Regions from separate parts of the Homo sapiens genome. Here regions 1 and 3 are each linked to region 2. The links are chromatin contacts, found by Hi-C or POLR2A ChIA-PET in ENCODE. All regions are on one chromosome and are shown on one strand. The core of a region is the stretch at or near the end of the contact, and the rest is flanking DNA. Distances in the headings are between cores, read along the strand shown.

Region 1 (3,423 bases), core at 657-3,156, 360 kb before region 2:
AAATGAAAGAAAATACTTAATTAGAACATATATGTTTAAACTGATACAGTAAGTTGTTTGTAATCATATTTTAGAATAACAAATTATGTATTAAAATCATATAACATAATGAATATTCAAGAACTCACTACTCAACCCATGACCTAAAATATTACTAAAAACCTGCATCTCCCTCCATGCCCCATCCCATCTCCCTACTTCCCCAGAGGTGACCACTAGCCTGAATTTTGTGTTCCTAATTACTCCTTGTTATATGTGTGCGTGTGTGTGTGTGCGTGCGTGCATAAACTTGCTTTGACTTTTACAAAAATAGTATTATTCTCTTTGTGTTTTTCTTACTATTATCTTTCTAAGACACATCCATGTAGTTGTGTGAAACTGTAATTCATTCATTTCACTGGGGTATACATTCCACTCCAGTACTAATTTATTCACATTTTTTATTGATGGACAATTGGGTTGTAAAAGATGCTCTTTGTATTATCTCAACAATGCAAAACTCCCCATAAGAGAATGAGAATGGTTAGGAGGAAAGGACTGTGGCAAAGGCTCTACTCCCCATACAGTCATTACTGGGGGAAAAACATGAGCTCTAGAGTCGTAAGTCTAGGTTTAAATCCTGGTTTTGCTTTTAGGGGTGATAGATGTGTTCACTCTCTTGATTATGGTAATGGTCTCCTGTGTGTATACATATGTCAAAATTTATTAAGTTGTATACTTTAAATATGTATAGATTATTTTATGTAAGTTATACTTCAATAAAAGGCGTTTTAATAAAGAAAGATCTTGTTTCAGTATTTAAAAACTATGTGATCTTAGGCAAGTGATCTAATCTCTCCAAGATACAGTTTTCTCATCCATGATATGGGCATAATCAAAGCTACTTTGCATGGTTGCAATAAATACTGAATATATTCACATACAGCACTGAGCACAGTCCCTGGCGCCTGAGCCTTTCCATGTGCCAAGTGCTTGGCATCATACTGGAAACACAGAGATCAACAAGATAGGGATGCTGTCCATTAATCTAGAAGAGAAGGCAGGTATAAACAGACCCTGATTATAGAGTAGTGGGATGGAAACAGCAAGAGAAACTGGAATGGGTCATTGGAGACATTCTCACTGGTTTGCAGGCAAAAAGGCGTGGGAATGACAGACCCCAATTTTCTCATTTTTGTCTGCAATGGCATGGAATAAGAAGGTGCCATAACTGCAGAGCAGTGAGCATTGACTCATTTGTGTTTCTACAGTTTCCTGAAATTACTCACAGAGACCCAGTAACACATGATTGGACATGGAGTAATCACTTCTCGACTGTAAGCTGCCCTAGGCCAAGAATGGGATCCATATACTGAGACCAAGTAGCACTTAAAAACTTTTTTGGGGGAAAAAAAAATTGAGTGAAGCATACCAGACAAGTCAAAGAGGAATAAGAGATGACAAAATTGGGCATAATGAGGAGGAATTGAGGTAACTGAGTAATCTTGCCCTTTTGCTTAACCAGCATGGTGCGATGAAAAGAAATGAGCTGCAAGGAGCCCCGCCTTCACATGCTCCCTGCAAGGAGCCCCGCCTTCACATGCTCCCTGCAAGGAGCCCCGCCTTCACATGCTCCCTGCAAGGAGCCCCGCCTTCGCATGCTTCCTGGTGCTTTCGAGCTATGTGATCTTGAGAAAGCCATTTCATATTTCTGAGTCTCCATTTCCAGATTAAAATAATAGTAATAGCTATTAAAATAATCTGTTTCATGGGGCTGTTTGTGGAAAATAAGATCTAATTTGTGAAAAAGTTCTATATCCTAACGTGTACCCCGATGAACAAGCTAGCAATAGCATAAACACTGGTAGTGCCACACCTAGATAACCTGTAAAGCCATGACAATCAGAAATTCGTCAGTAGCTGCTGAAACCTCTCAAATTTATTGCCTTGGGCAGGAAATTCTATGTGGGTGGAACAAAAGACGAGATGATTGGGAGAGTGGCCAAATTTTTATAAAAACAGACATTGTCTATTGAATCATTTTCTTTGAAGCGTGGTTTGAAATACCAATCAGCTTAACAATACTTATCATCATCATCTGAGCATCTAGTCTGTGCCAGGCACTGTGCTAAGGGTTTCACAAACATTAATTTACTTCAACCTCACACCAACTCTCCAAGGTAGGTTAGGGTAACTATGTAATTTTATCGAAACCAGAACACCTCTGAGAGTGAAAGGGGGTGCAATTAATAATTACACAGAATAACAGCTGTAAACCAGGGCTGTTCTAAGCAAACCGGAACATGTGGTTTTTATCTCTTTACAGTTGAGGAACCTGAACCTCACAGACGAAAGCAACTTATCCAAGGCCACTGAGCTCTGACAGGTGGAAAAGCTGCCCCAAACCTACGCTCTCAAGCATCATGTTAAATAAGCCTCCTGTGTTTACAGGTATGGCAGCAAGGTTACTGCCTTTTCTTCAAAGTCTTCCTTTGATTTAAATATTTCTTATCAACAAAGCCTAAAACAGAAGCTGACATGCCAGTTCAAAGAATAACAGGAAACAGGGAAATTTCGATTTCTGTCACGACTATTAAAGCCAACTGTTTACTGCCAAAAATCTAGATCTAATACATCTCTTTAGGGGTGAATTTTACACAAGAGATTGCATAACTCATGATTGATATCCTTTCTGCTAAGACAATGGGGATTCTGTGAAGGTTTCCCAGATTCAGTGAACGTATCATCAAATATAACTTCCGATAATGGCAGGTGGAAAAATTCCCTATCGACTCACAGTAAGTATTTTCGCACTGATAACTGACCTGCCTTCAAATGCAAGAACCTCTTTGGCAGTACTTGGCATATGCTGAAAACTGAAAAGAGAAAAAAGTCAAAAACAGTACACAAAGCAATGGTGTACTCTTTGATTTCAGAGTTGAATGAAAAGGTATTTTCTGGAATTTCTTTCTTTCTTTTTTTTTTTTTGGAGATGGAGTCTCACTTACTCTGCCGCCCAGGCTGGAGTGGAGTGGTGCGATCTCAGCTCACTGCAACCTCCACCTCCCAGATTCAAGCAATTCTCCTGCCTCAGCCTGAGTAGCTGGGACTACAGGTGCATGCCACCACGCCTGGCTAATTTTTATATTTTCAGTAGAGACAGGGTTTCACCATGTTGGCCAGGCTAGTCTGGAACTCCTGACTTCAAGGGATCCGCCTGCCTCAGCCTCCCAAAGTGCTGGGATTACAGGCACACACTACCATGCCTGGCTTATTTTCTGGAATTTCTAAATTGCTTTGCCAACAGTATTTTTTTCAATGCATCATGTTTATGTTTAGATGATATGCATAACATATACAATTGGAAATATTTTCAACAATTTTCTTCTTGCTACACTATATTCCCACTTTGAACATCAAAGATATGTGTGGATCTCGTTAGCA
Region 2 (3,625 bases), core at 123-2,622:
AAGCTCTGCCCCCGGGGTTCATGCCATTCTCCTGCCTCAGCCTCCTGAGTAGCTGGGACTACAGGCGCCCACCACCACGCCCAGCTACTTTTTTTGTATTTTTAGTAGAGATGGGGTTTCACCGTGTTAGCCAGGATGGTCTCGATCTCCTGATCTCATGATCTGCCTGCCTCGGCCTCCCAAAGTGCTGGGATTACAGGCATGAGCCGCCGCGCCCGGCCTAAACATCTTTATTGAGATATAATTCACATACAATAAAAATCACCCATTTACGGGTACAATTCAGTGGTTCCGGTACATTCACAGAGTTGTGTGATCATCATCACATGTTAAGTTTAGACCATTTCATCATCCCACAAAGAACCCCCCTACCCATTAACAGTAACTTCTCATCTCCATCCCTCTAGATCTGGGCAAACACAAATCTGCTTTCTGTCTCTATAAATTTGCCTATTCTGGACTTTTCGTATAAATGGAATTAGACAGTATGTGGTCTTTTGTGACTGGCTTCTTTCACATATTATAACGTTCTCAAGGTTCATCCATTTTGTTACACATGTCAGTACTTCTTTCCTTTATTGCCAAATATTATCCCATTGTATGGATGTGCCATATTTTATTTATCCACTCCTCAGTTGATTATTGTAAATAATTATTATAAATAGTGCTGCTATGAACATCTGTGTCCAAGTTTTGCATAGAGATGTTTTATTTCTCTTAGCTATACATATAGGAGTGGAATTGCTGGGTCCAATGGTAGTGCAATCAATTTTTAATTATTAAGCATTTCTTTTGGATCATTTATTCCTGTAGTCTTGCTTACCCAATAACTGTAAATAAATTAATAAATGAAAGAAATTAGTATTATTTGAATACTTGAAATGTTTATATGTAAGCTAGGCTATATTTGTGCAATACCTTTCTTTCAAGGTAGAGAGGCCATTGTTTTAGATGGTTTTATAATTTCCAAATAATTTTGTTTTAATTCAGTCAGTTATAAACAGGGTATTGCAATATTGGTGGAAACTGTCAACACAATTTTCTTTTAAAAAATTATTCATAATCTCTATGAGATATATTCAAATATCTTAGAGTTTTCTTTCCTGGCCTAATAAGTATTCCCTAGTAAGTTTTAAGATGATTTCCTAAGTGGAATTTTATGATATTTAAGACATTTTTTAAAGGTTTAGCTTCTTAAACCATCCCTCTGGCAAACTAAAATGTCCCTTCTCCTGGGAAGACTTCTCTGCTGGTCTTTCATGCCTAGCAACTTTATACCTCAATTGTGGCTTTTCTTGGTATGTTATGGCCCCGTGTCGTCCACATGACTAATGGTTTCCAGTGATGTCTTTCCCCTACCACTTGACTAGGTTGACCTTTCCTGTGACTCCTTAAAGGAAACTGGGCTGCTTGTGTCTGTTACACTCAGAGAAACCCGTGAGGAGTTTGAATCAGTCCCCTTGCCACACTGGTGGAACCGGTTTTGAATTGCCTCTGCTTAGTGCCTGGTAATTCCTCAAACAAAGGCCTTTGGTTCCAGAGCCAGAGCTGCTCAAACTTGCAGCTTTCCTGGATGGGTGGGGCAGCATTCATGCAACTGCATTCCCTAGAGGGGGAATGCATTGACCCAGGTGTGTATGTGCGTGTGCGTGTGAGATCATAAACAGCCCATGAAGGATTCACTCTCGTCACTTGTCTCCATCAGAGCAGACTTGAAATGGGGTTGGAGGGCAGAAAAATATCCACCAAGGTGTATTAAGAGAGAACAGCCCCCTCTCCCACTTCATTACCCCCTCTTCCATTCTTCCCACGCAGCCTGTGAGGGCTCACTTGAGGACGTCTGTCTCAGCTGTGATCTGTGAGGCAATCTGGTGTGCAGTTTTTCAGAGACAACATACTCCTAGGTTAATTTTAAATATAGAGCAGCCATGTCACTCTCAGTTACTGAATGTCCATTTAAAAGGAGAGTATTTCTGTGTGGAGATGGTAAAGAGGTTAAAGAAGAAAACATCGAATGAAACTTGCTGAAGACAGTAAGGCGGACGTTACTGAGAACCTTGGAGATAGCTACAGGGACTGCTGCATGGGGTCACGGGAGAGAGATTGGGCTCAACTTCAAATGCAGCATGGGCGGATAGCCAAGGAGCAGGATGGGGCTCAATGGATGGAAAATTACTCGAGGAAACATCAGGGGTAAGCGGGGATCTGAATACACTGACCCAACAGGACTCTCGCTGATGACAGGCCAGGGTGCTCAGACAACACCTGGGGGAGGGTGGAGGATGAGGAACCTGACAAGATATCCGGGGGTGGGGGGTTCTTCCTAAACTGACTTAACAGGGCTCTTTACTAAAGCAGAATTTTATAAGGAAGTGCACAGGTGGGCCAAGGGGAAGTTTCAGAAGCTTGACTAAAGTTTGGTCAAGCAGAGAATCTTTGTCAGAGAGGAGAGGGGAGTATTCAAAGTGAAAGTGTACACTTGTATCTAAAACGACTGTTTTCTAAATATCCAAGGCAAGTCTGGAAATTTGAGTCATCTTCACTTCCTTCCCCTTTGCCCAGTATTCTGCACATGTTCCTGCCCTTCTACCTGCATGGGCTGGTTAAGGATAACTGTATGAAATATTAGCATTTGCAATTGGGATGGTTTTTAGAGGTGGATGATGCTTAAAAAAAAAAAAAAAAAAAGGAAATCATTGCGTTTTAAAAGGAAGGGAGAAAGCAGAAAGCCAAAGCTCTTTTTTTTTGTGTGGATGGAGGGAAGGTTATTGGCCTATATTAGGCAACATCCACTGGCTTGAAGTTCTCACTCCCATTTTGTGAGTGTGTGGAGCTGCTCTCCCCTCCTTTCTCATGTTGAGCTTCTCTGTCTACCGCTTGACACCACCTGACACTATGTGACATGCAGGACTTGTTTATTTGCTGTCTGCCTACCCCATTAGAATGATGGCTCCATGATAGCAAAGACTTTGGTGACTCTTTTCATCTCTAGCACTTAGAGCCATACCAGGCACATAGCAGCCACTCAATAAATGCTTGTTGAATGAATTCAGATATCTAAAGCACTCCTAATTCCAAAAATGACAAAAAGATAATCAGAAAAAAATTTTCATTTGGTAGCTCTCTAGGAGGAAGGAGTTTTTCAAAATATTCCAAGTTTTAATTAAAAAAAAATTAGCCGGGCGTGGTGGCGGGCACCTCTAATCCCAGCTATTCGGGAGGCTGAGGCAGGAGAATCGCTTGAACCTGGGAGGTGGAGGTTGCAGTGAACTGAGATCGCACCATTGCACTCCAGCCTGGGCTACAGAGCAAGACTTCATGTACCAAAAAAAAAACAAAAAACAAAAAACCAAGTGTTAGAATATAGGAGATTACTAATACTTTGCATAATTCAAGTTTTCATTACTTAATTCAAGGTGGCTGGAGAAATCTTTCCCCTTGTCTTTCTTCAATTCCTGCTTACCGGGTTAGACACTGTTGATTACTGGCCCAGCCAAGCCATTCCACATTCCTCTCCTTCTTCCTGACAGAAACCCTGATTTCCACCCCCTACAAGGCATTCTATGCTTCAGGAGTGGCTGGTAAGTAACCCCCACCCTACCAAGGGTGGGTCAGGGTTGGACTA
Region 3 (3,642 bases), core at 388-2,887, 340 kb after region 2:
CTGTTCTGTTTTTAGTTTGGAGACAAGGTTTCACTCATTGCCGAGGCTCACTGCAGCCTCAATTTCCTCGACTCACTTGATCCTTCCACCTCAGCCTCCTGAGTAGCTGGGACTATAGGCACATGCCACTGAGCCCAACTAATTTTTTAAAATTTTCATGGAGACGGAGTCTCACTATGTTGTCCAGGCTGTTCTCTAACTCCTGGCCGCAAGTGATTCTCTGGCCTCAGCCTCCCAAGTGCTGGAATTACAGGCGTGAGCCACTGTGCCTGGCCATACTTACTTATTTTCTAAACACCTGTATGGCATGTTCAAAACATTGGAAAAAGTAGAAAACATTGGAGCAGTTTGCATTTATCTGGGGAGTGAAATACAGCGGTATAAAATTATGGTAGCATATAAGCAAACATTTTTATGAAACTTTACTATTTATAAAGTGTTTTCATGTACATGAGCTGAATAGGGCAAGCATTTTATCCCCACTTTACAGATGAGGAAACAAAACTGCTCAATGTCAAACAACTAATCAGGAGCAGACCTGGCATCAGACACCTCTCTTCTGTTATTCCCTGCTGCTTTTCCAGTTTGGACAATGTGTGTGTGTGGTGTGTGTGTGTCGGGGACAGGGGTGGTGCTAATGAGGGAGGAAAGTATGTTTGAACCGAGCCTTGAAGGAAATAATGTCCGAGTTTAGAGGCCAACACACTTCAGCAAAAGCATTGTCAGACATCCTCTGACTATTCCCGAGGTCCACCCTGTTACCCCATTTTGCCTGTCTCCCTGGGAGCCTCACCCTGCTGGTGTGTCATAGGGTGAAGTGTCTGTTGTGTGTATTACTGGGTGTATTTAACATGCTCTTGGCTTTGTATTTGTTTTTGAAGCCTACCCACAAGGCCACATCAAAGTGGCTGACTATAAACAAGCAGGGCTGGCAAGTTGGAGTGGGGGCTCTTCATACAAGGAAGAGGTTTTCTGGTTAGGAAACAGTGGAGCATGGCTGTGAACATGACAAACACTGTTAAAGGGACAGGGATGGGGCACAGCTGTGGTACCTTGTCTGTGTTCCATGTGTGCACTTCTGTTAGACCATTAGAGCTCTTAGCTCAAGACCTGGCATGTAGGAAGTGCTCAGTATTGGTTAAATGAAATATTTGCTGCTTTTTGAAAAGACACAGAATTTTTCCTCTCTTAATCCACCTTTCTTTAGTGTGAAAATACTTTTCAAAGAAATATCAAGTCAGTCTCAACATTTACAGTTGGAATATTGTGAATGCAAATGTTAGTTAGATCTTCCTTTGACCTAATTTGATTTTATTGGTCTTGGGTTAGTAAAATTTGGTTATTGTGGTTACATTTCAGGGACGTTTACTTCAAGGCTCTTCATCTGAAGGATCAAGATAAAAACAACTACACTTAATAATTGACCAATTAACATTTTAAAGGCCTCTAAAGGTCACAGCCCAGGTGACTGGTGAATTTACTCAGTTTCAAACCACTCTTCTACTTCTTTTTGTTGTGCTTCAGTACATCCAGGTCTGACTGTCTAGGATTACAGCTCTCTTTTTCACTTCTGCTCCTCTTGTCATGTGTGGGTTTGGTGAGCCAGTATCTTTAATGCGACTTTTTTCAGCACTGGAGTTTTACAAAGCCTGGGCCCAGTGGTGCCGGAAACACTAAGATGAGTAAGAGGCTTCCTCTCCTGAGTCGTCAGCTGGTGGGGATTATGAAGAGTCCCCATGATGAGGGACTCAAGTAAGATTGGGGCCAGACCATCAGGGAGGGGAGGAGAAGGGTTGGAGTCAGGATAGGGGGGCAATCCTGGTAAAATTGGTATGTAGAGAGGTGGGCCTTGAAGCAGTAGGAGTGGGGAGGAAGTTTACTAGATGCCAGGTGCTTTCTCAGCATTTCATGTGTATAGTTTTTTTCATTTCATTCTTCTGAACCATTTAAGGTACATTCTGTTGTTTTCTGCATTTTATACAGAGGAAACTGACACAAAGAGAAGTTAAGTAAGTTGTCCAAGAGCATGCAGCTCATAAATGGTCCTGCCTGGATTCCAACTCAGGCAGTCTGGTTGCAGAGTCTGAACTGTGAATTGCTGTCAGTGGCTGAATGGGATTTGGACAAATGAAGATTAAGGGGAAACCACGGTGATCAAATATTAATACATAGAGGTAGACAAATTGGTTTAGGGCCATTTTGCCAAGGCCCTGGAATCCCACACCTGAAGGGGATAATTGTAACATATGACAGAACTAATATTTGTATAGGCTTTATGGGTCCACATTGCCACCACCCTCTGCTGATTGATTTGGTGGAATGTTGTGTCTGTGGTTCAGTGTGCAGGGATAAGGTTGGGAAGGTTGTTGAGTAGAGGAGTCACATGGTTTGTTCCCTCTCATATGTCTTTAAGCTGTCGTGAGGTTTTGGCCTGTATTCCCTGAGCTCATGAACATGGTGTTAAGGCTCAGCCTCTGCTGTCTTCTGTACCCTGCCCATGCTCTTTCCCTGCCCTACAGTTACCCTCTGGAAAGAGTTTCCTGGAGTCTCCCTGTTTCTGCCTTTTCACCTCACTGTCTACCTCTGACCTGCCCTCCATCATTCCCGCTGGAGCTGTTCTCCGTGAGGAGACAGTGCCTGGCTCACTGCTCATTTTGGCTGGGACTTTTCAGGTTTATTGCATCCAGTGAATTCTTAACTCGGGGTGATTTTACCCCCTAGGGGATACCTGGCAGTGCCTGGAGACATTGAGTGGGGCTGGCCTCTACGGGATGGACAGTGAGGTTGCTGCTAGCTGCTAGACATCTTACAGGATGGCTCCCACAACAGAGATCCAGCCCAAATGTCTGTAGTGCAGAGGTGGAGAAGCACCGATGTTACCTGGTGCTCTGGGACATTTTGCAGTTCTCCATTCTTTTTTTTTTTTTTTTTTTTTAAAGGGAGTCTCACTGTGCCACTCAGGCTGGTGTGCAGTGGCACAATCTCTACTCACTACAACCTTCGTCTTCCAATTCAAGTGATACTCCCACCTCAGCCTCCCGAGTAGCTGGGATTACAGGTGTGCGCCACTACACCCAGCTAATTTTTGTATTTTTAGTAGAGATGGGGTTTCATCATGTTGGCCAGGCTAGTATCGAACTCCTGACCTCAGGTGATCCACCCGCCACGGCCTTCGAAAGTGCTGGGATTACAGGCGTGAGCCACTGCGCTGTCCCCTGACTGCCTGGACATAATTCTCTCCTGACTTGTTTTTCAGTAAATTCTGAGTTCATTTCTTACCAATCTCTGCAGGGGAATCTTCTCCTCCAGCCTTGGTTCCAGTCCTTGCATCCCAGGATTCTTTTCCTGGCCTCTGGTCTCTGCCCACTCCTCCCGTTTTTCTTGGGCATCTCATTAGTCCTAGGGATTTGACCTTCATCTGTGGGTGAGTGACTCCACATCTGTATTCACAGCTCTAGCTCTCTTGAGCTCCAGTCAAATTCATGTCTCCTCCACCTCAGTGGTACACAGGCACTTCTAAATCAGTGGGTCCTAAATAGGGCAGCCCTAAGTCTTTTTCCATCTTCCCTGTCCTGCTGTTCCCACATTGCTGTCCGTCAGCATGGACTCTCACACACACACACACACAAACACACACACACA

The links. Hi-C counts contacts between places; a loop is a spot of excess contacts on that map. ChIA-PET counts read pairs that join two places held with the same protein, here RNA polymerase II (POLR2A). Pooled maps may share reads with other maps.
Region 1: a loop to region 2 is called in a map with no recorded cell type, with 6 times the contacts of the local background. The contact joins two enhancer-like sites. A Hi-C loop is called at or near these places in 1 of 37 single-sample maps with no recorded cell type and 2 of 50 pooled maps. POLR2A ChIA-PET finds 5 or more read pairs at or near these places in 1 of 52 experiments (activated B cell).
Region 3: a loop to region 2 is called in a map of posterior cingulate gyrus, with 2.9 times the contacts of the local background. The contact joins two enhancer-like sites. A Hi-C loop is called at or near these places in 3 of 168 maps with a recorded cell type or tissue (CD8-positive, alpha-beta T cell, naive thymus-derived CD4-positive, alpha-beta T cell and posterior cingulate gyrus), 6 of 37 single-sample maps with no recorded cell type and 14 of 50 pooled maps. POLR2A ChIA-PET finds 5 or more read pairs at or near these places in 1 of 52 experiments (WTC11).

The regions. Positions count from the first base shown.
Region 1 is chr6:138,453,930-138,457,352 of GRCh38, forward strand. All of the region lies in intron 3 of NHSL1 (NHS like 1), which reads right to left. Among named protein-coding and RNA genes, the nearest start is that of MIR3145, 20 kb to the left of the region's middle. Within about 2 kb of position 1,907, at least 11 of the 41 ENCODE cell types and tissues checked have a DNase peak (open chromatin) inside an H3K27ac peak, as active enhancers do.
Region 2 is chr6:138,816,564-138,820,188 of GRCh38, forward strand. The region is part of intron 4 of ECT2L (epithelial cell transforming 2 like); the gene reads left to right. Among named protein-coding and RNA genes, the nearest start is that of ECT2L, 22 kb to the left of the region's middle. Within about 2 kb of position 1,373, at least 11 of the 41 ENCODE cell types and tissues checked have a DNase peak (open chromatin) inside an H3K27ac peak, as active enhancers do.
Region 3 is chr6:139,160,439-139,164,080 of GRCh38, forward strand. All of the region lies in intron 1 of HECA (hdc homolog, cell cycle regulator), which reads left to right. It also overlaps a transcript of TXLNB not described here. Among named protein-coding and RNA genes, the nearest start is that of HECA, 27 kb to the left of the region's middle. RefSeq lists an enhancer at 3,128-3,627. Within about 2 kb of position 1,638, at least 8 of the 41 ENCODE cell types and tissues checked have a DNase peak (open chromatin) inside an H3K27ac peak, as active enhancers do.